Linked DNA regions of Homo sapiens: all the other regions are linked to region 1. The links are chromatin loops, found by intact Hi-C in ENCODE. Cell type or tissue: endothelial cell of umbilical vein. All regions are shown on one strand. Region 1 holds the start of LOC105377223 (a long non-coding RNA gene). Region 2 has its middle 130 kb from the start of KDM5D. Region 3 overlaps KDM5D (lysine demethylase 5D).

Evidence for each region. A loop is a pair of places that touch in the nucleus more often than their neighbours do. Peaks named below come from ENCODE experiments on the same cell type or tissue, not always from the same donor. Only the 100,000 strongest peaks of a DNase experiment are listed, where the experiment ranks them.
Region 2: a loop joins it to region 1, with 2.3 times the contacts of the local background. A loop is called at or near these places in 3 of 110 quality-filtered maps.
Region 3: a loop joins it to region 1, with 2.8 times the contacts of the local background. A loop is called at or near these places in 6 of 110 quality-filtered maps.

The regions. Positions count from the first base shown.
Region 1 is chrY:19,563,393-19,571,392 of GRCh38, reverse strand. LOC105377223 (a long non-coding RNA gene) reads left to right here and starts at 4,384. Exons shown (of 3, transcript XR_938628.4): 1 at 4,384-4,411. It also overlaps the pseudogene TXLNGY. In endothelial cell of umbilical vein, no CTCF peak of the experiment used is centred here; DNase peaks (open chromatin) are centred at 3,602 and 4,182; H3K4me3 peaks cover 2,333 bases; H3K27ac peaks cover 879 bases.
Region 2 is chrY:19,610,967-19,618,966 of GRCh38, reverse strand. No RefSeq gene overlaps it. Among named protein-coding and RNA genes, the nearest start is that of KDM5D, 130 kb to the left of the region's middle. In endothelial cell of umbilical vein, no CTCF peak of the experiment used is centred here; no DNase peak of the experiment used is centred here.
Region 3 is chrY:19,710,935-19,718,934 of GRCh38, reverse strand. KDM5D (lysine demethylase 5D) reads left to right here. Exons shown (of 27, transcript NM_004653.5): 14 at 2,220-2,339; 15 at 2,462-2,656; 16 at 2,931-3,112; 17 at 3,196-3,320; 18 at 3,436-3,583. Among named protein-coding and RNA genes, the nearest start is that of KDM5D, 30 kb to the left of the region's middle. In endothelial cell of umbilical vein, no CTCF peak of the experiment used is centred here; no DNase peak of the experiment used is centred here.

The DNA.
Region 1 (8,000 bases):
AACTCACTAGCTGACCACAAACTGATGTAGAGACATCTGAAACCCACATACAACAGTCTTCACAAAAATAGTTTGGCCACTTAACAAACCCCAAAATTCACTTAAAAAAACCCCGTAACAACCAGCAACCACAAACTCTGGTGAGTAGACAGAATCTGATTTCCAGTGTTATGACCAGGTATTCCCCAATACCACTTCAAGACAAGGCCAAAGGGTATCTACGCCTTCTTTTGACCTAAGATTAGTCAGTCTTTTCTTTCATCTACAGACCACAAATTTTGTCTTACCACTGGTCATGCACTAAAATAAGAGCACACACTCACTTTAATAGCTCATCTGAAGAACTGGTTTACCATGTGAGATACATTTCCTGCTCTCTGTTCTCCCCATTTGCTTGTTCAATTTGTCCTTAAGTTTCTACTAATCCTGCTTATCCTTCCCTAGGAAAGAAAAATATTTGTTTGATTTTAAGGTGCTTAAGCTTCCTGAATTCAGTGTTATCTCTACTAGAATAATCTCTTTAATGTCTAAATCTGAATTTGACAGTTACCATATGGTAATATTCAAAGCCTTCGGTTTCAAAAAAAATTGTAAGTCATGCAAAAAAAAAAAAAAGGAAAAAAAACAGGAAAGTATGGGCAATGAACAGAAATAAAAAAAAATAAAAGAAAACACTCTGGAGGAAGCCTAGGTTTTAGACTTACTAATGGTTTTATAAACCAACTGTCATAAATATATTCAAAGAGCTAGGTGGGAAACCACAAACAAAGAGCTAAAGAAAATTAGGAAAACAGTAAGTGAACAAAATAATAACATAACCAATCAAATGAAATTCTGAAGCTGAAAAGTACAACAAACTGAACATTTTACTAGACAGGCTCAACAGCAGATTTGAGCAGGCAGAAGAATCAACAAACTGGAAGCTAAGTCAACTGAAACTATACAGTCTGAGGAACAAAAAACAAAAGATAAATAAAAATCAAGGGCTTAAAAGACCTTTGATTCTCTCCAACATACAGAGACATGCCTATTACCCACAATAGGAAGAGGCAGCAAAGGGGTGGTAAAGGATATCTGCAGAATAGCCGAAAACAACTTCACATTTGATGAAAATCATTAATTTACACATCCAAGAAGCTCCAGGATCTGTTAAGTAGGAAAAACTCAAAGACTATCCTTCAAAATAAAGGAGAAACTGAAATATTCCCAGATACACAAAAGCTGAAAGAACATACTACTAATAAATCTGACCTACAAAAACAATGCAAAAGAGGGCCCTGTAGTCAGAAATAAAAGGCCACCAGACAATAATTCAAACCTATAAAGAAAAATAAAGAACAATGGCAGAGATAACTATGTAGGTAAATATAAAAGCTAGCATTATTAAACTTGGGGATTGTAAGGTTTTTTCTATATGATTTAAAAGAAAAATTTACAAAACTAATTTTATAAAATAAATGTATAAAACAATATGATATCGACACACACTGTATAAAGAGGTAACGTGACAATCAGAAGTCAGAGTGCAAAACTATAAAGGAGCAAAGTTTCTATACACTACTGAATCTAAGATTCAAACTACTTTATCATAAACAATAAACCAATTCAAACTATTATACACTTTATTGTAAGTGTTAAGAACAGAAAAAGATATTCCATCAAAATAATAAGCAAAAGAAACTAAGACAATTATGCTAATATTACACAAAATAAACTTTAAGACATAATATTTTTAAAGAGACAAAGGACGCTATCCATTAATAAAAGGGTAATCCACCAAGTAGATTTAACAAATATTAACTTATATGCACTTAAGCCCAAAATATATTAAGCAAAAACAGGCAAAACTGAAGGGACAGAAAATCAGCACGAGAATAACAAAACCTAAAAAAGCCCATCTTCTCTAGTTTCTGACTTAAGTATTGTAACTTACCAAAGAATGACAGAGTCATTTTTCTTTTTAATTGATCTAAGATTTTTAAAACAACACAAATATTATTTCTGCATCCTGGAAAAGAGGGGCAGAGGTTCAGTTAAAATTAAGTAATTTTTATTTCCCAGTCAGTGACATACAGGAAATAAAAAAATAAAGGTGATAAGGAAGTAACCTAAAAGTGAATTTGGAAATACAAAATATTCAGCAATTTTTAAAAATAAAAATTTTAAAAAAATTTAGATACGTATTTCAATCCGATCTCAGTTAGTTGAATAACGAAAGAAAGAAACCCAAAGTAAAAAGATGGCCAGAAACATGAGCAAAGAAGAAAGGAATATGAGGTTAAGTATAGAAAAGTAAGACAGAAACAGAAGTAAATTCTCATTATTCACAACTAGCTATTAACTAGAGCTCTGCTCTTCAAAGGGTCATTAACTTTAGTTGTAACATGGTCATTAAAAATGCTATTTGATTAAACCTTTGTTTCTAATTGAAGGACTTTTTGTTTCATCACAAGGAGCATAAACAAGAACTTACTGAGCTTATGTATTAAATTGCAATGCTTTTTTATTACAGCTCTCTCCTGGGGGAAGCAAATACTGAGGATAAGTGACATGTCCAAAATGACAATGCTGAATCCCCCAGTAAGTTCAGGCAACAGCTTCTTTCCCAATTATGCAAGTTCTAAACCTTTCTGTTAGAATACAAGGAGAGAGGGAGGGAGAGACAGACAGAGAGATAACTCAGCAGTAACATATTCATGCACAGACCAAAAAAAAAAAAAAAAAAAAAAATCTGACCCTAAGCAAATCCAAAACCTAACTTTGCTCAAGCGTAAATGTACTGTAAATGTTAAGTAAACATAAATCCGATTAAAAAGAGGCATTTTGCTGAAATGTAAACTGAATCTTTTTTCCTCATTTTTGAAGCTCGTGAAACAGATTAGAAAAATATTTCAACATTTCACAAAGGAATTTTTTTTGAGTATTGAAATGCATAATGAAGTAAGCGCTACCTTACTTACATAACTAAGTATGTAAGACATTGAACGTTTGAACATGTCTAAATTAAAGAAAAATAAAGAGCATTCAACCATCTTAGGCCGTTTCTTTGCAGTTCTGTATTTCAGGGTCCTGAAAGTTTTATATGCTGCAGCGAATTCCTTGCGCAAACTTTTCTAATCTTTAGGCACCAAACCCCAGAAGAAAAGGGATTTCGATTGTTTTAAACGCCGTCTTAATTTTGCGGTATTCAAAGGAACGAGTTGAGTAAAGTAAGGAAAATGTTCCTGTGTCTCCAGGATTGAGAGATCAAAGACGCCGCACTTCAGCTTCCGCTTTGGCGTGCACAGGACAGAGAAAGAGCAATGAAAGAAAGAAGAGAGAAACGAAGAGAGAGAGAGAAAGAGAGAGACAGAGAAAAGAAGAGAAAAGAGAAGATGTTTTGCAAGAGAAGTTGTCATACGATAATGGTGCCCAATTTAGATCGAGGTCCTCTGGCATCACCTCTCATCCTTGGCTGGAGATGTAGCCATGTAGGTAGCGTCAAGAACTGAAGCCCCAGAGCTCAGTCGGTCTCACCGACTGGCTGCGGCCACTTGCCATCCGGTCCTGTGACTGAGAAGGAAAGGAGACTGCGTAGCTGGGGGTGCAATGCGCAGCTGCAGCTACAAAGCCCGGCTTTCATACTGTGTAACAGCTTCACCTCAACTGGCGTAGCGCACCTCAACACATACTGCTCAATAGCTTCAGGAGAGAACTAGCCTGTGTCCCAAGTAAGCCCTAGACGGTGGTGACCAGCACCGGGAATAAGGCGACGGCAGGGACTGGAAAGGGTACACCTGGTGCGTGGGTCCCCGCGGTGCCAGCCACACGTGGCTTTCATACCTAGCGCGCCCTCGGGGTCGCACTCTTCCCGCTGAGATCAGGGCGCGCCCTCAGCCACTCTTCTCTACCCCTCTGGACAGGAACCCACCCCAGAGCTGAGTTGCGTTCTGCCCTGTTTGGCACCAATCGTCTTGGCGCCACCGCCGCTGCCTCTTCTCGGTGTTACCTCTCCCCTACGCCACGAGGTGACTTCCGCAGCAAAACCGGCAGAGTACCCTCACGGAAGCTCATGGACTTAACGCGGGGCCCTATAACTCTGGCGACCAATCGCTGCATGCCAAGTACCACACGTGACCGGAGGAGGTTGACTCCGCCATCCACTCTTCCTAACACTACCAACCTATCTTGGGGAGTGCGGGAGGGTGGGGAACATTAAATCCTGGGCTCGGCCTCAGGCCGACAGAGCCGAAAGTGGCCTCGGGAACCTATGCCTGTTAAAAAAAGAACTACAAGTCCCAGCAGGCTGAGCGGCTACGGCTCTCTGGACCTGCTCGGGATTGGAGCGTAATGCAACGTTCTAGGAAAGAGAGTATTTCTTCTGGGTGTGGCCAACCCGGATTTGTAGTTCCCAGGCCGGTGTTCCCGTATGGTAAGGTACTCATTACTGTTCTGGAAAGGTTTAGATTTTTATTCCAACCGTATTCTTTTGTTAGAGAATGTACGAAATTAACGACAAGTGAGAGTACACATAAAGTCTATTTTCTTATTGCTTAATCTTATGAGGATGTTACCTGCTGTTCCTAGCCATCAATGATGTAGGGATAAAAAATACATGACGTTAAAGGGTAGGTGCATTGGCTTTCAGCTTATCAGTTTTTAAGCTCTGACACCGACCCAGACTCCAGCCTGTCCAGTGCAATGGGGTCCACGTACTGTTCCCCGCTGACCCACGCGGGCTTGAAACAACTATCAGCAGCTATTTTGCACCAAGTACAGGTTAAATGGACTCCACTTTCTCCGCTATCCGTTTCTTACTTACAGTTATACGTTTGTTAATCCATTTATTTTCCTTGATATGATGGAGGCGAAGGGGAATTCCCTGAAAAACATCACCTATTTGTTTTAGATGCAATTACGGTTCCAGTCATCAAAACTTGGGAGATCAGGATAATTCATACACCATGCATTGCCTTGTTTTTAAATGCACAATTTACTAACTTTTCATATATATGTATATATGTGTGTATATATGTGTGTATATAAGTGTGTATATATGTGCGTATATGTGTGTATATATGTGTATATATGTGTGTGTATATATGTATGTGTGTATATATGTGTGTGTGTACGTATGTATGTGTGTGTGTATATATATATGTAATCCTGACGTAAGTGGACTTTGCGTCTAGCTTCTTTTGCTTATAATAACGGTTTTGCTTCCAAGGTCGTAGTATAATATCAGTACAGTTAGCCCTTTGTACTAGTGGATTCTGAATCCCTAGACATCTGTAGATTCAACCAACCACAGATCAAAAATATTCAGGAAAAATAAATGAATGGTTGCATCTGCGCCAAACGTGTACAGACTTTTGTCTTGTCCATATTCCCTAAGCAATATAGCAACTATTTACATAGCAGTTACTTTGTATTAGATATTATAAGTAATATATAAATGATTTAAAATATACAGAAGGAGGTGCATCGGTTATGTGCAAATACTACATCTTTTTGTCAGGGGATTGGAAGGACAGAGTCTGACCCTGTCACCTATCCTGAGTGTGACATACAGTCTTGGCTCATTGCCACCTCTGTTTCTGACGCTCAACCAATCCTTCTGCCTCACCGTGTAGCTTGGACTACAAGCTCACCATCATGGCAGGCTAATTTTTGTACCTTTTTTTGGTAGACACAGGTTTTCACCATGTTACCCAGGCTACACATTTATATCAGGGACATGAGCAACTATGTATTTTGGTATCTTGTGGACGGGTGCTCCTGGAAACCAGTCTCCCTGGAAACCACAAGACAACTGGACTTCATTTATTTTACAGCTCTAATATTTCATTGATTGGATATACATTTTGTTTACTTTTCCATCAGTAAACAGTTGAGTTGTTTCCACTTGTTGACTATTTTGTATAGTGGTGCTTTGAACATTCATGTGCAAGTATTTGTTTGAGTATATGTTTTGAATTGTTTGGAATTGCTGGATCGTGTAGTAATTTGATGTTTAATTTGTTTGAAGAACTGACAAATGTTTTCCACAGCAGCTGCACAATTTTATATGCCTACCAACAACATATAAAAATTCTAATTTCTCTACATCTTCACCATACTTGCTTTTCCCATCTGTTTGATTAGCCATTTCACTGAGTGTGATTATCTTGCTGTAGCTTTACACTTTATAGTTGTTATTTTAATTGACAAAATCATAATTGTGTATATATAATTGTAGTTTTAATGTACATTTCCTTATAGGTTAATGACATTGAGCATCCTTTTCTGTGCTTATTAGTCATTTATATGTCTTCTTTGGGAAAATGCCTATTCAAATCTTTTGGCTTTTTAATATTTGAGTTGTTGGTCTTTTTCTATTGACACTTAAGATTTCCTTATACATTCTGATATAAATCCCTTGGTAGATATGGTTTGCAAATACTTTCTCTTATTCTCTGACTTTCCTTTTTACTTTCTTCATGGTATCCATTGCCTCATAAAAGTTTTTAGTTCAACATATCCAGTTTTTATTTTGCCCTTGTACTTTTGATGTCACATGTTAGAAGCCATTGGCTAATCCTAGTACATGATGATTTAGGACTATTTATTTATCTAAAAGTTCCATAATTTTAGTTCTTACATTTATAACTTTGAACCATCTTAAATTAATTTGGTAGGATCCAACTTTATTCTTTAGTTGTTGATATTTGTTATCCTAACACCATTTGTTTAAGGCTACTCCTTCCTGCACTGAATAGTTTTCTCACCTTTGTGAAAATCAGCTCATCACAGATGTCAGAGCTCAATTCTAGACTATGAATTTTACTCTATTCACCTATAATCCTGTCCTTACACCAGTACCACACTGTTTTTATTATTGTCATTTTGTAGCCGGTTTGGAAATTGGGAAGCCTAATTCGTTCAACTATATTTTCAAGATTGATCTTGGTTTCTGGGTTTCTTAAAACTTCATATATTGGGAGGCTGAGGGGGGTGGATCACAAGATCGGGAATTCAAGACTAGCCTGACCAACATGGTGAAACCCCATCACTACTAAAAATACAAAAATTAGCTGGGCGTGGTGGCGCATGCCTGTAATCCAGCTACTCAGGAGGCTGAGGCAGGAGAATCACTTGAACCCGGGAGGCGGATGTTGCAGTGAGCTGAGATCGCACCACTGCACTCCAGCCTGGGTGACAGAGCAAGACACCATCTCAAAAAAAAAAATCATATGAATTTTCAGGTTATCTGTTCATTTCTAGGAAAATAACACAAACAAAAAGCTGGTTGCAATGTTGACAGAGATCTCATTGAAGTTGTAGATTAGTTTGGGGACAATTGGCATTTTAATGTTATTAATTTTTCCAATCCATAAATACAGATACCTTTCCATTTTTCCTTAGGTTAATTTCTTTTAACATTATTTGTAGTTTTCTGGTACAAATCTTATATTTCTTTTGTTAGATTTGTTATATGTATTCATTATTTTAATGATATAAATTGTGTTATTTTCACTTTTGAATTATTCATTACTAATGTATGGAAATACAACTGGGTTTTATATGTTGATATTATTTGCCTCAACGTTTCAGAATTGACTTATTAGCTTTGATAGATAGGTGGTGTATGTGTTTCCTAGTATTTGCTATATGCAAGATCTTGCAAATACAGCCATCTTCCACATAACACTTCAGTCAACAACAGGACTACATAGACAATGGTGGCCTCATCATATTATAATAATTTTACTGCACCTTTTTATGTGTAAGTGTGTTTAAGTAAACAAATGTTTACCATTGTGTCCTAATTGCCTACAGTATTTAGTTTAGCAACATGCTGCACAGGTTTGTAGCCTGAGAGCAATAGGCTATATCATATAGCCTAGGTGTGTGGTAAGCTAAACTATCCAGGTTTCTGTGGGTACAGTCTATGATATTTGCACAATGACAAAATCACCTACATATGCCATTCTTAGAATGTATCTCTGTTGTTAAATCACCTATGCATGCCATTCTCAGAA
Region 2 (8,000 bases), 48 kb before region 1:
GGAATCAGTAAATATATTGACGCTCAAGTCTTTCCTAATTGGAGAGCTCTGATTAGAACAATTAATTCTGCTTCAGCAGAAACCTGGGGAAGTAAAGTTTTTGCCTCAGTGACCTCTTGTTGGCTAAATACCGCAAAACCTGCCTTTCTTATTCTCTCATGTATAAAGCTACTCCCATCTGTAAACCACTCATCAGGAATAGACAGAGGCTAATCTTTCAGGTCAGACCTGCTATAATTTCCACACAGGAGGGAAGTGAGTTGGGGGTCTGTTTATTAGGATGTGAAGTGTAGCAACAGGATATCAGAGTTTAATACTCAACATATTATAAGGGTTACATCTGGGGTGTCAAGGAGAAAAACCTGTTATTAAATAAGTGACCTCCTGTTAGCCATTGATAACCTTTTGCTTCTAAAACCCCCTGTACTTGGTGGGGGTTATGACATCTAATTATTATCCCAAGGTAAACTTACTGGCTTCTTCTACTAATAGAGCAGTGGCTTCCACAGAACACAAGGATCCTGGCCTTCCAGCTGCCATCTGGTTTCACTGTTTAGAAAGGTAAGCCACTGGTCTAGGGCTATTCCTGGGCCTTCGAGATTGGACATTCAAACCATTCTTTGTTTTTTGGGCACATAGAGGGTAAAGGTTTTTTGAAGTTACAGAGTCCAAAAGCAGGAGATGTTTTAGATTTTATTTTAGGGTCAAGAATGCCTGTTGGCAATTTTCATCCCAATTCAAAGGATCATGATCACTCCCTTTTAGAGCTTCATGGAGTGGCTTTGCTCTAAGACCAAACCAGGGAATCCAGATCTCACAGAATCTTGCCATTCCCAAAAGGGTTCTTAACTGTTTCTTAGTCAGAGGGGGTTGGGGGACCAAGAGGGTCTCACTTGGGTTACTTTGAGCCAAGGTGTTTTCACTTTGGGGTCAAAGTCCTTGTCCCAAGAATGAATACATATTCCAAATATTTAATCCTTTCACAGAGATCTGGGCCTTGTGGGGGTACATTATATTCTTGCTTTTCCAGAAAATTAAGGAGATGAATTGTGGTCATGGCAGAGTATTTTCTGGTAGATCTAGATATTCATAAGTTATCTACATATTGCAAGAGAGCCCATTAGTTAACTGCAGTTTCCTTAACTCCTTGGCCAATGCATTGCCAAACAGATAGGGAATGTATCTAAAACTCTGGAGAACTGTTCAGGTAAGTTGAGATGCAGCATGAGTGTCTGGATCAGTCCATTCAAAAGCAAAAAATATACTGGGAGTGCGGGTATAAAGATAAACAAAAGAAAGCATCCTTCAAATCTAACAATGTGAATCAATGAGCATCTTCAGGGACTTCAGTCAGTATTGTACAAATATTAGGAACTAATGGGTGAACCGGGACTACTGTCCCATTTAATTCCCTTAGAGTCAAAATAAATTTATATTCCTCAGTTGATGTCCTTACAGGTGGAATGGGGTGTTACATGGAGACTACAGGGCTGTTATATTCATAACTTTAGGCTATCATTATTGAGGGCTGGATGTCCCTCTGAGCCTCAGGATTCAAAGGATACTGTTTTGTTTTGTTTTGTTTTGTTTTGTTTTTTCCCACGGGTAATTAACACTGGGTTTTAGGACAGTCTGGACTGGGGGTACATTAACAGTTGTACTAGAAACTTCCATGTCTCAAACAGAGGGGTCTACTAGAGAAGCAATATGTCATGGAAGGCAGTTCTTCTCCATATCTGTGTAAAGGCAAGTATTTGAAGCTAGGAGAACTGTTCCTTCTGGCCTGTTGCCCTCTCACAGAGCACTTTAAAGTGAGCTGTGATGTGTAACTTGGAAAACAGGTCTCTCATAATAGGATAAAACACTCAGGTATAATATTAAAAACCTATGGCAAAATATATGGTCCTTTACAAAGCAACAAAGTGGGTGGGTGAATCTCTTCATTCTTGGCTGGCCATCAGTTCCTGTTACTGTACAGGAGTGGGAAAACAGTAGCCCTGGGAAATGGGTTAAAACTGAGTAGGCATCTCCTGTGTCCAATAAGAACTCAATATTTTTGTCTGCTATATCAAGGGTTACTTGAGGCTCCTCTGTGGAGATGGTAAGTTGTCCAGTGGGAGATATAGAGAATGTTAGGCCTTATAGGTTCTCTACTTTTTTGGCCATTATGAGTCTGAATGTCTCAAACTCCCTTTTTATCCTGGTGCAATCCTTCCAGTGACCTTCTTGCAAACAGAAGACAAGTGCTGTTTTTGACCTAGAGGCTGGTAAGTGAGGGACTCTCATCTGAGCACCCTAGATGCCAATGTCACACATTTCTTTGAGGAGGGTAACTCTGAGGCAGGAGTGGGCCTAAAGTTGCCAGTAACAGTTGTGCTGTCTAGACAGTTCTTTTGATTTTTGCCTCTTCCTCTGCCCTATCCCTATTTTTGCAAACCCAAAGGCAATGCCTAGGAGTGTCTCAGGGGTGTTAGGGTCAAATTGCTACTTCTTGCTTTATCCAAATGTCAGGGGGCAGACTGAGTAATAAAATGCACCCCCAGAAGAGCTCACACTTCCAGGGAGTCAGGGTCTATATTGGTATATTTCCTGACTGCCTCAACCAAAAAGCCCTGAATTAGACTGGGATTTTCCTCTTTTTCCTGAGTTATTTTTCTTACTTTATCATAATTAACTGAATTAATCGCACACATTGTCTTATAACTAAACAAGTTAGTATGTGATTTCTGCATTTGAGATCTTGAAATCTTTACTGGTAATCCCACTTAGGTCTAGATCTGGAACTGCCTCTCCTGCTACATGATAAATGGCATGGCCTGGGATACACACAGCCATTCTGTATGTATGTTTATAAGTAGTACCTGGAATTCTTTGTTATTCATCTACAGTACCAGTGGATAATAATATTTGCATGCCAAGCCAATTAAATAGAGGATATTGTCAACTTCACAAACTCCTCTACAAAATTCCCTAAATCCTCTGAAAACTGAGCAATTTATTCCTTGCATACAGCCAGATCAGACATGAAAAAAAGCACATATACTTCTATTGTTCATCTATCTCCATCAGTTACTTCCCACAATAGACACAAGTTTGATTTTGGGGACTAATGTGGGACCTCAATCCTGGCAGTACTGGTTGGGCTTACTTCATTAGACAGTGGAGGATATAGGCCAGGGCTTGTTGGATAAGGTGAAGGAGTGACTTATGACCTTGTGGTGAAATTCTGCACTTAATAACTAGTGTGCTCCCTCAGAACTAGGGCACTGAGGAGACTCTGAAGGGAAGATCATACACATACCAGGGGAGCAGCTACTAGGAGGTCCTGTAGCATATCTAATGCAGCTTCTGGATGTCTGAGAGTATCACAAGCCAGACACATTCTACAGCGAGCCCTTAGGTTAAGATCCCGATAGAGGGCCAAAAAGCCTGCACATAATAAAGTTCTTCCCATCTTATCTCCTTTCTACAAAGCAAATATGATTGTACAATATCATTATAATATAAAGAACCATGCCTAGGCCAAATCTGTTGGATTGCAATTTTGTACTGAACCCAAACGTTATTGAAATAGTAAATGGGATTTTTCGTTTTCAACTTATCTAATAATTTGCATTTACTCCATTTGTCTAAAGAACACTCTAGTGCCAAGTTCTTCAGGATGGTTGCTGTCGGTCCTATGTCTAGTAAGAATCTCTTACAGATCACCTGTAAAGATCTACAGGGGGTTTTAGTTAGCTTCTCTTTAGCAAATATTTCATTACTTTTTCCTTTTAAATTCCCACTTTCCACAAAATATACACAGCAAGGCATCATGAAAGTGGACTATGAGCTACTAATGGGCAATTGGATGTTGAACCTAAATTCCACAGAGAGCAAGGGTTGGGCAGAGAGCATGGCTAAACAAATGTGACTGAAGAAGGGAGGAAGACAAGAGTAAACAGTGTTGCCCAGGGGAAGATCTCAAAGGCCCATACTTGCCAGCAAATCTACATACTTGCCAGTGAATCTACCCTATAGCAGAGATACCATAAAAATATTCAGATGGCCACTTGTATACCACTGTAGGTAACCATACATCAGGCAAGGGAACTGGAAACTCCCAATGCCTTTGACCACGAGGGGTTTGAGAAAGACAGCAGTAAGCAAACAAAAAGGGGCCTGCAACTGGCTTTTATAAAAATAACTTCTAACTTCAGAAAGAAAAAGATGAGATCAATATTCCCCCAAACAATGTCTACAAAACTCACAATCCTACATGGAATGTCAATGCTGAAAATCCCAGGGCATGTGAGAGGGCAACCAATATCAAAACTGAAAACACAGAGCCTGAATTTCTGCCAAGGTGTGTCCCCAAATGCCAAGAACTCTGGGGCACCAGTGGGGTAGCAAACAGTGAACCCAAGACCAAGTTGGGGTCACTGAACAACATGACTCTGGCATCCCAGAGTCAAAACAATAGGGGACCTCATACAACCAAGTGTCTTGCCTTGGACACTTGCACAAACAGTTAACAGAATGTCAAAAGCAAATATAACATTGCAAAGAAAATATCCATTTTAGAACTGAAAATAAAATGTCTAAGGAAACAATAAAATGGAGTCAGAGAAGAAAGGATTATGGGGAAGAGGTGACAGAGGTATACTCCGGGGCACTCTAATGATGAGGAACTTCTAACTGACCACTTAACCAAAGGCTTTTATTCTGTAGTTATGTCGATACTATAGAGGGGGTGGCATGCAGAAAGAATACTTATCCATCCACAGAAGCCAAGATGGTACTGACTGATCTATGTGGAACCTGGGTTAAGGTCTCTCCAGGATCCCTCAGCTTCATTATAGGCCACCAATAATGAAGTTTGGGAATTTTCTAAATAAAAAACTGAGTGGGAACAGGTGCCACTGAAGGAGGGGCCAGTATGAGGACTGGTAACCCAGAAGCCTGCCAGTTAGAGCAGTGGGTCCCACATGAGGTAGCAGCATTGTTCCTGTCTCACCAGAGACAGCAGCACTATGCCTGTCCACTTGGCTCTGCTGCCTGCCAGGGAAAATGATTGTTCTACAAAGAGCCTTTGGTTTTTGTTACAGGTTTTAAGTGTTAACAGAGAGCTTTTGGAGACTCAATCACCAATTGCTTCACCACATCTCACTGTTTTTCTTCTCATAGTCTCACTGATTGCCTTACTCTCACAAATTTGTCTTCTCTTGACATCACCTCACTGATGACGCCATCACCAACTTTCACACTGTCATATTCTTCTTTGTCCCATGTTGGACACCAAACTGATACAATGCAGGTGAGCCCCAAATTGGGGCTTAGTCTGGGAGTGTTCTTTGCTTTGCCCAGAAAAGAACTCAAGGGTAGTAACTTTTGGGTCATCAGGTAATTGCCATTTTGTTTGTCTGTGCCCTGCCCCCAAGAGGTGGAGCCTACAGAGGCAGGCAGGCCTCTTTGAGCTGTGGTGGGCTCCACCCAGTTCGAGCTTCCCACTGCTTTGTTTACCTAATCACACAACGAACTCGGCAATGGCTGGCACCCCTCCCCTAGCCTGGCTGCCGCCTTGCAGTTTGATCTCCGACTGCTGTGTTAGCAATGAGCGATGCTCTGTGGGGTAGGACCCTCCAAGCCAGGTGCGGGATATAATCTCCTGGTGCGCTGTTTTTTAAGCCTGTTGGAAAAGCGCAGTATTAGGGTGGGAGTGACCCAATTTTCTAGGTGCTGTCTGTCACCACTTTCTTTGACTAGGAAAGGGAATTCCCTGACCCGTTGTGCTTCCCAGGTGAGGCGATGCCTCACCCTGCTTTGGCTCACGCACAGTGCACAGTACCCACTGTCCTGCACCTACTGTCTGGCACTCCCCAGTGAGATGAACCCGGTACCTCCCTCAGTTGGAAATATAGAAATCACCCGTCTTCTGTGTCGCTCACGTTGGGAGCGGTAGCCCAGAGCTGTTCCTTATTCAGACATCTTGGCTCCTCCCTCCTGAAAATGCTTTTTCAAAATGTTGTATGAATAACAAATGAAAGTAGTGCATGGGTTGCTGATATATATGTTATTATACACTTGCAAATAACTTTTGAAGATACCTGCCTTGCCTTTTTCTCATGAAGTTATTGAAGTGCTGGGAGAAAAACAGAGAAGTGAAATGAGTAAATACATTCCCCTCCAAATAAGTCCAAAAGTCCAAACCAAATTTCCAATGCTAGCATCATTTTTGAATAAATTTTAGTGAATAATTAACCAAATAATTTTGGAACAACTAATCAAAAATACGATTATACACAGTTGTTATATGCTGTATTTAATCTGGACAAACATTCAAACCACATTACTCTTGAATTAATTTTATTATCTCTAGGCTGAAAATATTTACAAAGATGAAGAGCCAGACATCAGAGGATTGGAACCGGGGTATCAAATGTCTTCAACCTAAAGTACAAGGAATTATTTCTCAGTGTTTGGAATGACTTGACTTCCTTGAAAATATTGTTGCAGAGTTGGGGACTACTTTTAAAATATCCTCCATTGAATGTAATTCTACATGAAAGCTTGATTTTTCAAGTGCAAAATGCAAGTGAGAAATAAGGCATATCATTCATTAAACCCTAATTCCAGCACTTTTAAATGAGCTACTTTCTTGTATAATATTTTAGCTATTAAGGAACAAATTGTCGCTTAAGAAATGTATCTATCTTAAAAATGCAAGTAGCAGGAAATTCCCCATTAAGTTAACCATTAAGGTCCTTATTTTCTTAAAATTCTTGTTTGCAAATATTCAAGAATAACTTTTATGTTTGTTCTCTTGAGCAGTTCTTGATTGTCTTTGCAAGAAATAAAATATTAATAAAAATATTATTTTCATTTGCATTTTCCTAATGATTACTAACATTGAACATCTTTTCATGCAGATTTTATGCAGAAATCTTTCAAGTTATTTTTTCCAATTTGGTTTTTGTTGTTTTTTTATATATATACCATATTCTTATTACATACATAACACAGAAATATTGTCTAATTTTATAGAGGAGACATATTTTATGAGACATAAATCTATAAAATGAGACAAAATATTTACAAATATTTATCTACTTACTTTCTAATTTTTTGATGCAATAAACTTTTTAATTTTGAGGTCCAATTTTATTATTATTATTATTTGCTCATGCTTTTGGTGTCATAACTAAGAATTTAATGCCAAACTCAAGGACATAAAGATTTTATTCAAGTAGTTTCCTATGTTTAATTCTAAATTGTATAGTTTTAGCTGTTGCATCTAGGTTTTTGAGCCATCTTAATTATATAAGAAACAAGCATGATGTCATTCTTTTACATAGAGCTCTTCTTTTCTTCCAGCACCATTTCTAGAAGTGCCAAAGCCCAATCAAATTATCTTAGGCACCTTTGTTGAAAATCAATTAGGCATAGAGAGACAAGTTTGTCCTTAATTATCAATTCTATTAAATTGATTTATATGACTATTTTTATTCTATTGCACTATTTCAATTACTGGCTTATTGTAGGTGTTGAAATCAAGCAGTGTGAGTCTTTCAACTTGATTATTTGGGATTCCTTGCAATTCTATATAATTCTGAGGATGGGCTTTTCCATTTTTGCATTAAAAGCCTTTAGACTTTTAATAACATATTTTATGAATATGGCATATCTTTCTATTTACTTAAGAACTTCTTTAATTATTTTCAGCACTATTTTGTAGTTTTCTGTGTACAAGTAATTTACCTCTCAATAAATTTGAGTATATGTTACTCTCAAAACATTGTAATTAAAATTATTTTCTAAATTTTCAATTTTGAAAACTTTCACCAATTTCATTGCTGGTATATAAAGACACAAATACCTGTTATATGGTAATGTCATGTCTTTTCCTGGCCTAACTCTTATGGCTTGTAAGTCTCGTAAAATACTCATAAAATACTGTATGTCTTATAAAAAGTAAAAATGGGTATCCTTTACAGGAGGCTCCTCTGGGGACTGAGAGGGTG
Region 3 (8,000 bases), 150 kb before region 1:
CCTCCCAAAGTGCTGGGATTACAGGCGTGAGCCACCGCGCCCGGCCAGGGCTATACTTCTTTTCTTTGTATGCCTACTAATGTTTTAAACTGAACACTTTTCAGAGTATTGCTTCAACTCTGAAAATCGTATTATCCCCCTTGTCTTCTCTCAAAAAATTTGTTGTTGCTTTTATGTACAATAGTTGTTGTTTGGTTAGTAAATTTTCTGAACTGGTTTTTTTGGGGGATATGTTTTAAAGGTGAAATTCACATAACACAAAACGAACCATCTTAAACCGAACAGTTTGGTCTCATTTAGTACATTCACAGTGTTGTGCAACCACCGTGTCTACTTAATTCTAAAACATTTTAATTTCTCCAGAAAAGTCTCAATACAATTTATTTCTCATTCATCCCTGCTTCTAACCTTGGACCACAGGTTTACTTTCTGTTTCTATGAATTTATTCTGCGTATTTCTTATAAATGGAATCATACAATATGTGATCTTTTGTATCTGACTTCTCAAAGTTCATCTGTGCTATGGCATGAGTCAGAGTTTTATTCCTTTTCCATGGCTGAATAATATTGCATTGTATGGACAGATCACATTCTACTTATCCATGGGTCTGTTAAAGCACATTTGTGTTGTTTCCACCACTAAGCTATTGTGAATATTTCTACTGTGAACATCTGTGTGCAAATATTTGTTCAAGTTCTTCCTTTCAGAGTTTTGGGTATATACCCAGAAGTGGTATTGGACAGTCATATGGTAGTTCTCTGTTTCAACTTTTTGAGGAACTTACTGCTTTCCATAGCAGTGTCATAGCCATTTTGCATTCTTACCAGCCATGCTCAAGGGTTCTAATATGTCTGCATTCTTGCCAACACTGTTATTTTCTACCTCTTTTTGTATGGCAAGAAATAGTATCTTGTGTGGCAAGAAATAGTATCTTGTGGTTTTGATTTGCATTTTCCTAACAACTAAAGATAGTGAGCAATTCTTTGTATACGTGAGTAATCTTTTAGTTTTATGTTCTTTTTCTGCTTTCTGTTAGCCTGTTGGTCATCTACCAACCTAACAAACTCTTTCTTAAGCCAAAACAATAATGATAATAACTAATAATAGTATTAACTACCCAGTCTTTGCAGATTGTGTCTGATTGGTGAAACTTTTTCGGGGCTACTTTAAAAACTATTTTAGACTCCACCTTCTGCTTCGGAAGAGCATGAAAGTCAGATAGAGGTGACGTTAGGGTCTTAGATCTTTTCTGAGCATGTATCTTGCCCTGGATGTTTAATGTGGCTTTCTCAGTTCTCAAATACTACGTGGAAGCTTTTTTAGAATCCCTTTTTCCCAAAATATCTCTTTCTCTAGGATTTGCCTCCCAGGCACTTAAAATTATCTGTTGTTTTTCTAGTCTCTCTCTTTCTCTCTCTCTCTCTCCTCCCCACCCCCACCACCCCATTTTAAAGCTGGAGGTGGCTGTGACTAATACGTTTGCTTTTTTATACTTTCCAAAAACACAGCCTGGGAAGTCTCCTGTCTTCTAAGCGAACTGTCAGGCAGGTGAAAGAAAATCAGGCCCTTGAGGTAGTCCTCCAGGAAGCCACCAGACAAGTCAAAACACACCACCTTAGTTCTTCGGGAAAAAGGTTCACATCATGGTTCCTGGCACCAATCAGCTGCACCAGCATCTCAGGTTGCTTTCCCACAGTAGCTGCTTACATAGGAATTGGGGCAAGTGTGTGTATGCAGGGAACTTAGTGCATTATAGCACTCTTGTACCACAATGTAAAAGCTTTTAAAAATCCATTAAGTGTTCTCCTGATTTGGGTTTTTTATTTTATTTTATTTTATTGCACTGCTCTGAACATTTCAGCACTAGATCATTGTTTGAGTAGAGGGACAAAGTTGTGGAGTTTCCAACTTCATCATTTTTGGTGACTTAATTCTATGACTTTAAAAATTTGCATTTCTTTGATTATAGAAGCAAAGAGTCTTTTCACTTGTTCGTGGACCCCTCTATATTTGTTTTTTGAATTACACATATTTTGAGTACTTTTCTATGAATACCACTTTTAAATTCACAATCTCATTTTTCTTTTAGGACACGTACTTGAAGATAGAGCCTTTCCACTCTTCCTACATCTGTTACAGCATCTAGAGACATCTTTGAGTTCACATCTGGCCCATTAGTTCTGACCCACACCTCTTTCTGCTTTTTTCTCCTTTTTAGGTTGTCCGCACAAACCAGTGTGCAGGGGAGTTTGTCATCACTTTTCCTCGTGCTTACCACAGTGGTTTTAACCAAGGCTACAATTTTGCTGAAGCTGTCAACTTTTGTACTGCTGACTGGGTGAGTGAGCATGCAGTGGGCCTGCAGGTAGAAAGTATAAAGAATATGGGTAAGGATTATTGTGGAGAAGCTATGCATTGTGGTCTCCAGATAGCCACACACAATCTTGAACGCACTTGCAGCTACCTGCTGGACGCCAGTGCATTGAACACTACCGCCGGCTCCGGCGCTATTGTGTCTTCTCCCACGAGGAGCTCATCTGCAAGATGGCTGCCTTCCCAGAGACGTTGGATCTCAATCTAGCAGTAGCTGTGCACAAGGAGATGTTCATTATGGTTCAGGAGGAGCGACGTCTACGAAAGGCCCTTTTGGAGAAGGTGGGTGGTCAAGAGCAGAGCTTAGGGATTTAGTCACATATATTACGTTACAGAGACACAGACCAACATTGAGTAACCACTGTGTGCCTGATCTTTAAGTCATGCATTTTGAAATGTAAAGACAGAGTCTGTATGTGTTTATATTTTTTCTTCCAATTTCTCTACAGCTTTCCTTACAAGGTTGAGTCCACATCAGGGCTCAGTGTTGGCTGAGGTGGGGTGTCCACAACCCTACTCCTAGTCTTTACAGTATATGTGGGTTGAACACCCCCAGGGCGTCACGGAGGCTGAGCGAGAGGCTTTTGAGCTGCTCCCAGATGATGAACGCCAGTGCATCAAGTGCAAGACCACGTGCTTCTTGTCAGCCCTGGCCTGCTACGACTGCCCAGATGGCCTTGTATGCCTTTCCCACATCAATGACCTCTGCAAGTGCTCTAGTAGCCGACAGTACCTCCGGTGAGCATGGGAACACTGTGGGGACGTGAAGGAGGTTTTAGAGCTGGGCCAGATGTGTACCCTTCCCGGCTTTCTTCCTCTAGGTATCGGTACACCTTGGATGAGCTCCCCACCATGCTGCATAAACTGAAGATTCGGGCTGAGTCTTTTGACACCTGGGCCAACAAAGTGCGAGTGGCCTTGGAGGTGGAGGATGGCCGTAAACGCAGTGAGTGACAGGAAATGGAAGGAACCCTTGTGTAAGCCTTATTTCTTTCTTTTGGGTATTCTCAACCTTCCTTTTCTGCTAACACTGCCTACCTGTTGCAACTTACACTCTCCAGGCTTTGAAGAGCTAAGGGCACTGGAGTCTGAGGCTCGTGAGAGGAGGTTTCCTAATAGTGAGCTGCTTCAGCGACTGAAGAACTGCCTGAGTGAGGTGGAGGCTTGTATTGCTCAAGTCCTGGGGCTGGTCAGTGGTCAGGTGGCCAGGTACGTGAGAGGAGAAGGCAAAGAAGGGTGTCAGTGTGTGAAAATGAATAACAAAAATGGATAGACTATAAACACACAATCCTGTTTGAGGCTGAGGCAGGAGAATTGTTTGAACCCAGGAGACAGAGGTTGCAGTGAGCCGAGATGGCATCATTGCACTCCAGCCTGGGCAGCAAGAGCAAAACTCCATCTCAAAACAACAGCAAAAAAAAAGAAGCACAGACTCAGATTTTACTGAGAAAGAGTAGATAACACATGGACAAAAAGCAGTATAATAGAAACTAGAAATTACTGAACTAAAGTTTCTAACAAAATAATGTGGCAATAAGATATAAATATATACTAGCAAAATTGCAGTTTTTTCCTACTTCTTAGGAAATCTCATAGCGTTATGCAGACATCGGAATTTCCACAAACTTTACTTTTGGCTGTGTAGTTAGGTAAAACTTCAGAGGTTAAAATAATCCTAGAAATTTATTTAACTGTTAGTTTCCAAATGTGTAAGACAATAGATACATATAGTTTTTAGATTGAAAAGTAAGTGATTATGTACAGTCAGGCATCACTTAATGATGGAGATGTGTTAGGAGAAAAGCGTCATTAGGCGGTTTTGTCATTGCTGCATACGCACCGTCTACTTACATAAACCTGGATGCTGTGACCTCCTACACACCTAGGCTGTGTGATAGAGCCTGTTGTTCCTAGCCTGCAAACCTGCACAGCGTGATACTGTACTGAATATTGTTGTCAGTTGTAACACTGGTGAGTATTTGTGTATCAAAATACGCAAATGTAGAATTACTACAATAAAAGAATTGTGGAAGACATAAAATATGGGGCACTTACCATGAATGAAACTTGCAAGACAGGAAGTTTCTCTGGGTGAGGAACCGACTGGTAAGAGAATGTGAAGACCTTGGACATGACTGTACACTACTGTAGACCTAATAAACGCTTTACACTTTGGCTTTGTTAAATTTATATAACGGTATCTTAAAAAGAGATAGTAAATTAGCCTCAGCTACTGTAAATTTTTAAAACTTTTTTTCAGGGTACATGTGCAGGTTTGTTATATAGGTACATTTGTGTCATGGGGGTTTGTTAACCCCATGTACATAGGGGTTTTATCACCCAGGTATTACATTCAGTACCCCTTAGTTATTTCTCCTGATCCTCTCTCTCCTCCCACCTTCTACTCGGTGATAGTCCCCAGTATGTGCTGTTCCCTCTATGCGTGCGTCCATGTGTTCTCATCATTTATCTTACACATATTAGTGAGAACATGTGGTATTTGATTTTCTCTTCCTGTGTTAGTTTGCTAAGGATAATGGCCTCCAGCTCCATCCATGTTTCTTCAAAGGGCATGATCCTGTTCTTGTAATATCTGCATTGTAATTCCATGGTGTATATGTACCAGTTTTTCTTTATCCAGTCTATCATTAATGGTCATTTAGGTTGATTTCATGTCTTTGCTTTTGTGAATGGTGCTACAGTGAACATAACACGTGCATATGTCTTCATGATAGAACAATTTATATACCTTTGGGTATATACCCAGTAATGGGTTAGCTGGGTCAAACGGTATTTCTGCCTCTAGATCTTTGAGGAATTGCCACACTGTCTTCCACAATGGTTGAACTAATTTTACACTCCCGCCAACCCTGTATAGCAGTTACTTTTTCTCCGCCACCTCACCAACACCTGCTATTTCCTGACTTTCATAATTGCCATTCTGACAGGTGTTATCAGGTGGTACCTCACTGTGGTTTTGTTTTGCATTTCTCTAATGATCACTGATGCTGAGCTTTTTTTCATATATCTGTTGGCTGCATGTATGTCTCCGTTTGAAAAGTGTCTGTTTATGTCCTTTGCCCACTTTGTAATGGGGTTGTTTTCTTCTTGTAAATTTGATTAGGTTCCTTTATAGATGCTGGATATTAGACCCTTGTCAGATGTATAATTTGCAGAAGCTTTCTCCCATTCTGTAGGTTGTCTGTTTACCCTGTGTGTAGACAGTTTCTTTGTACAGGAGCTCTTTAATTAGGACTCGTGTCAATTTTTGCTTTTGCCGCAGTTGCTTTTGGCGTCTCCATTGTGAAATCTTTGCCCATGCCTGTGTCCAGTTGTCTTCCAGGGCATTTATGGTTTCAGGTTTTAAATTTATGTCTTTAATCCATCTTGAACTGATGTTTGTATAAGGTACATGGCAGGGGTCCTGTTTCAGTTTTCTGCATATGGCTCAGCCAGATTTCTCAACAGGATATACTAATTAGGGAGTCCTTTCCCCATTGCTTGTTTTTGTCAGCTTTGTCAAAGATCAGATGGTTGTAGGTACGCATCCTCATTTCTGGGCTTTCTATCATGTTTCATTGGTCTATGAGTCTGTTTTTGTAAACTGTTTTTGTAAACATTTAATTTCTATTTGAATGTTTTACTCTTTTCTAATAATGGTTAGCTTAAAACACAAATGCATCATAGAGTTGTACAAAAATATTTTCTTTCCTCATATTGTCATTCTGTAAACTTTTCTGTGTAAACAATTTTTAAGTTTGTTTTCCATTTTAAACATTTTTGTTAAAATCTAAGATGTAAAGACACACATTGGCCTAGGCCTACACAGAGTCAGATTCTGAATGTTACCATCTTCCCCCATCTATATCTTATTTTAGTGGAAGGTCTTCAGGGCACTGACACACGTAGAAAGGGATCTGTTAAGATAACCATGCCACTTCCTGGAATACTTCCTGAAATACTTTTGAGGCTGCCTGACAGTTAACTTTTGTTTATAGTAGGAGTATATTCTAAAATAATAGTTTAGAAAAATGTGGTGTCAAGCATTAACCAGTATATGGCTGTTTGTTATCAGGTATTATGTGATGCATGTGCTAGACAGATTCTTACATGATGGACAGTGCATTGGGTTGTTTATATCAGCATCACCACAGACACATGAGGAATGTGTTGCTACTTTACAACTGCTACGATGTCAGCAGGTGATAGGAATGTTTCAGTACTGTTATAATCTTACAGGCCCACTATCATACATGTGATTTGTCATTGAAATGTCATGTGGTGCATGACAATGTTAAATCATGTATTTGTAGAAACTCTATATAAAAAATAATAAAGCTGTGTTAGTAGGAAGGAATTTTAGATAAACTACTCTATTTAAAAAAAATAAAGCTGTGTTAGTAGGAAGGAATTTTAGATAAAGAAGGGATTTTTTTGTCATTAGGTTTAAGGGTCAGAATAAAGGTATCAAGACTCTAAAGCAAGGGTATACATTTGAACCAGTTTCTACTTGAGAATATAAGTAATTTTTTCAAAAAACTTTAAGAAAACATAGAAAGATTTTGAAGTGGAGAAGTACATAGCAGAATGGATATTTGAAATTTATTATTTTGGGCCTATTTGGAGGATGGGTCCCACAGGATGTGGCATGGTCTGATTTAAATTAAATAAACTGATAAGGAAGCTTTTTAAATAGTCCATCACATAATTATTAGCCTGAGCTATAATTGAGATGCTAGATTGCCTTTTTGGCTTTTCTGTGCCACCTAGATATTCAATGACCCATGCTTACTTAGCTTAGTTTCTTATGTTTTGTCTTCATTCTCATGTCTGTCATATTTTAGAGACACATTATTTCAAATATTCTTTTTTTTTTTTTTGAGACGGGGTCTCACTCTGTCACCCTGGCTGGAGTGCAGTGGCACGATCTCAGCTCATTGCAAGCTCCACCTCCCGGGTTCAGGCCATTATCCTGCCTCAGCCTCCCAAGTAGCTGGGTCTACAGGTGTGTGCCACCACACCTGGCTAATTTTTTTGTATTTTTAGTAGAGATGGGGTTTCACCATGTTAGCCAGGATGGTTTCAATCTCCTCACCTTGTGATCTGCCTGCCTTGGCCTCCCAAAGTGCTGGGATTACAAGCATGAGCCACCGTGCCTGGCCCATTATTTCAGTATTTCCTACTTGTTCTTAACCTTTTTTCTCATTGCTGCCTCTCTTTAAAACATGGAAACTTAAAATTTTAGAATAAATTTCACTTTTCTGGATAACTCCTTTCCCTACTGTGGTTCAGGAGAAATAAGGCTTTTCCAGATTGAACCCATGATACCCAAATAACATGCCCTGCATTTCCATTTTAATCTGCCTCAAGTTTTCCTCATGCATTTAACTTCCTGGCCTCTTCAGTTTTCTTTGTCTTGTAGGCAGTTGGAACCAAAGAGTAAATCTCAGAAGTTGTCATCCTGTAGTACTATTTTGCTTCTGACATAATGAACTCTCATTTCTTGTCTAGAATAAATTTATTATTCTGACCATACTTATCATCACTTAGCCCTCCTTTCTTCGTAATCCTCCCATTGCATTTGTACTTCAGTTTCTGGCTTAATAGATGTTTTGTCTCACTGTGA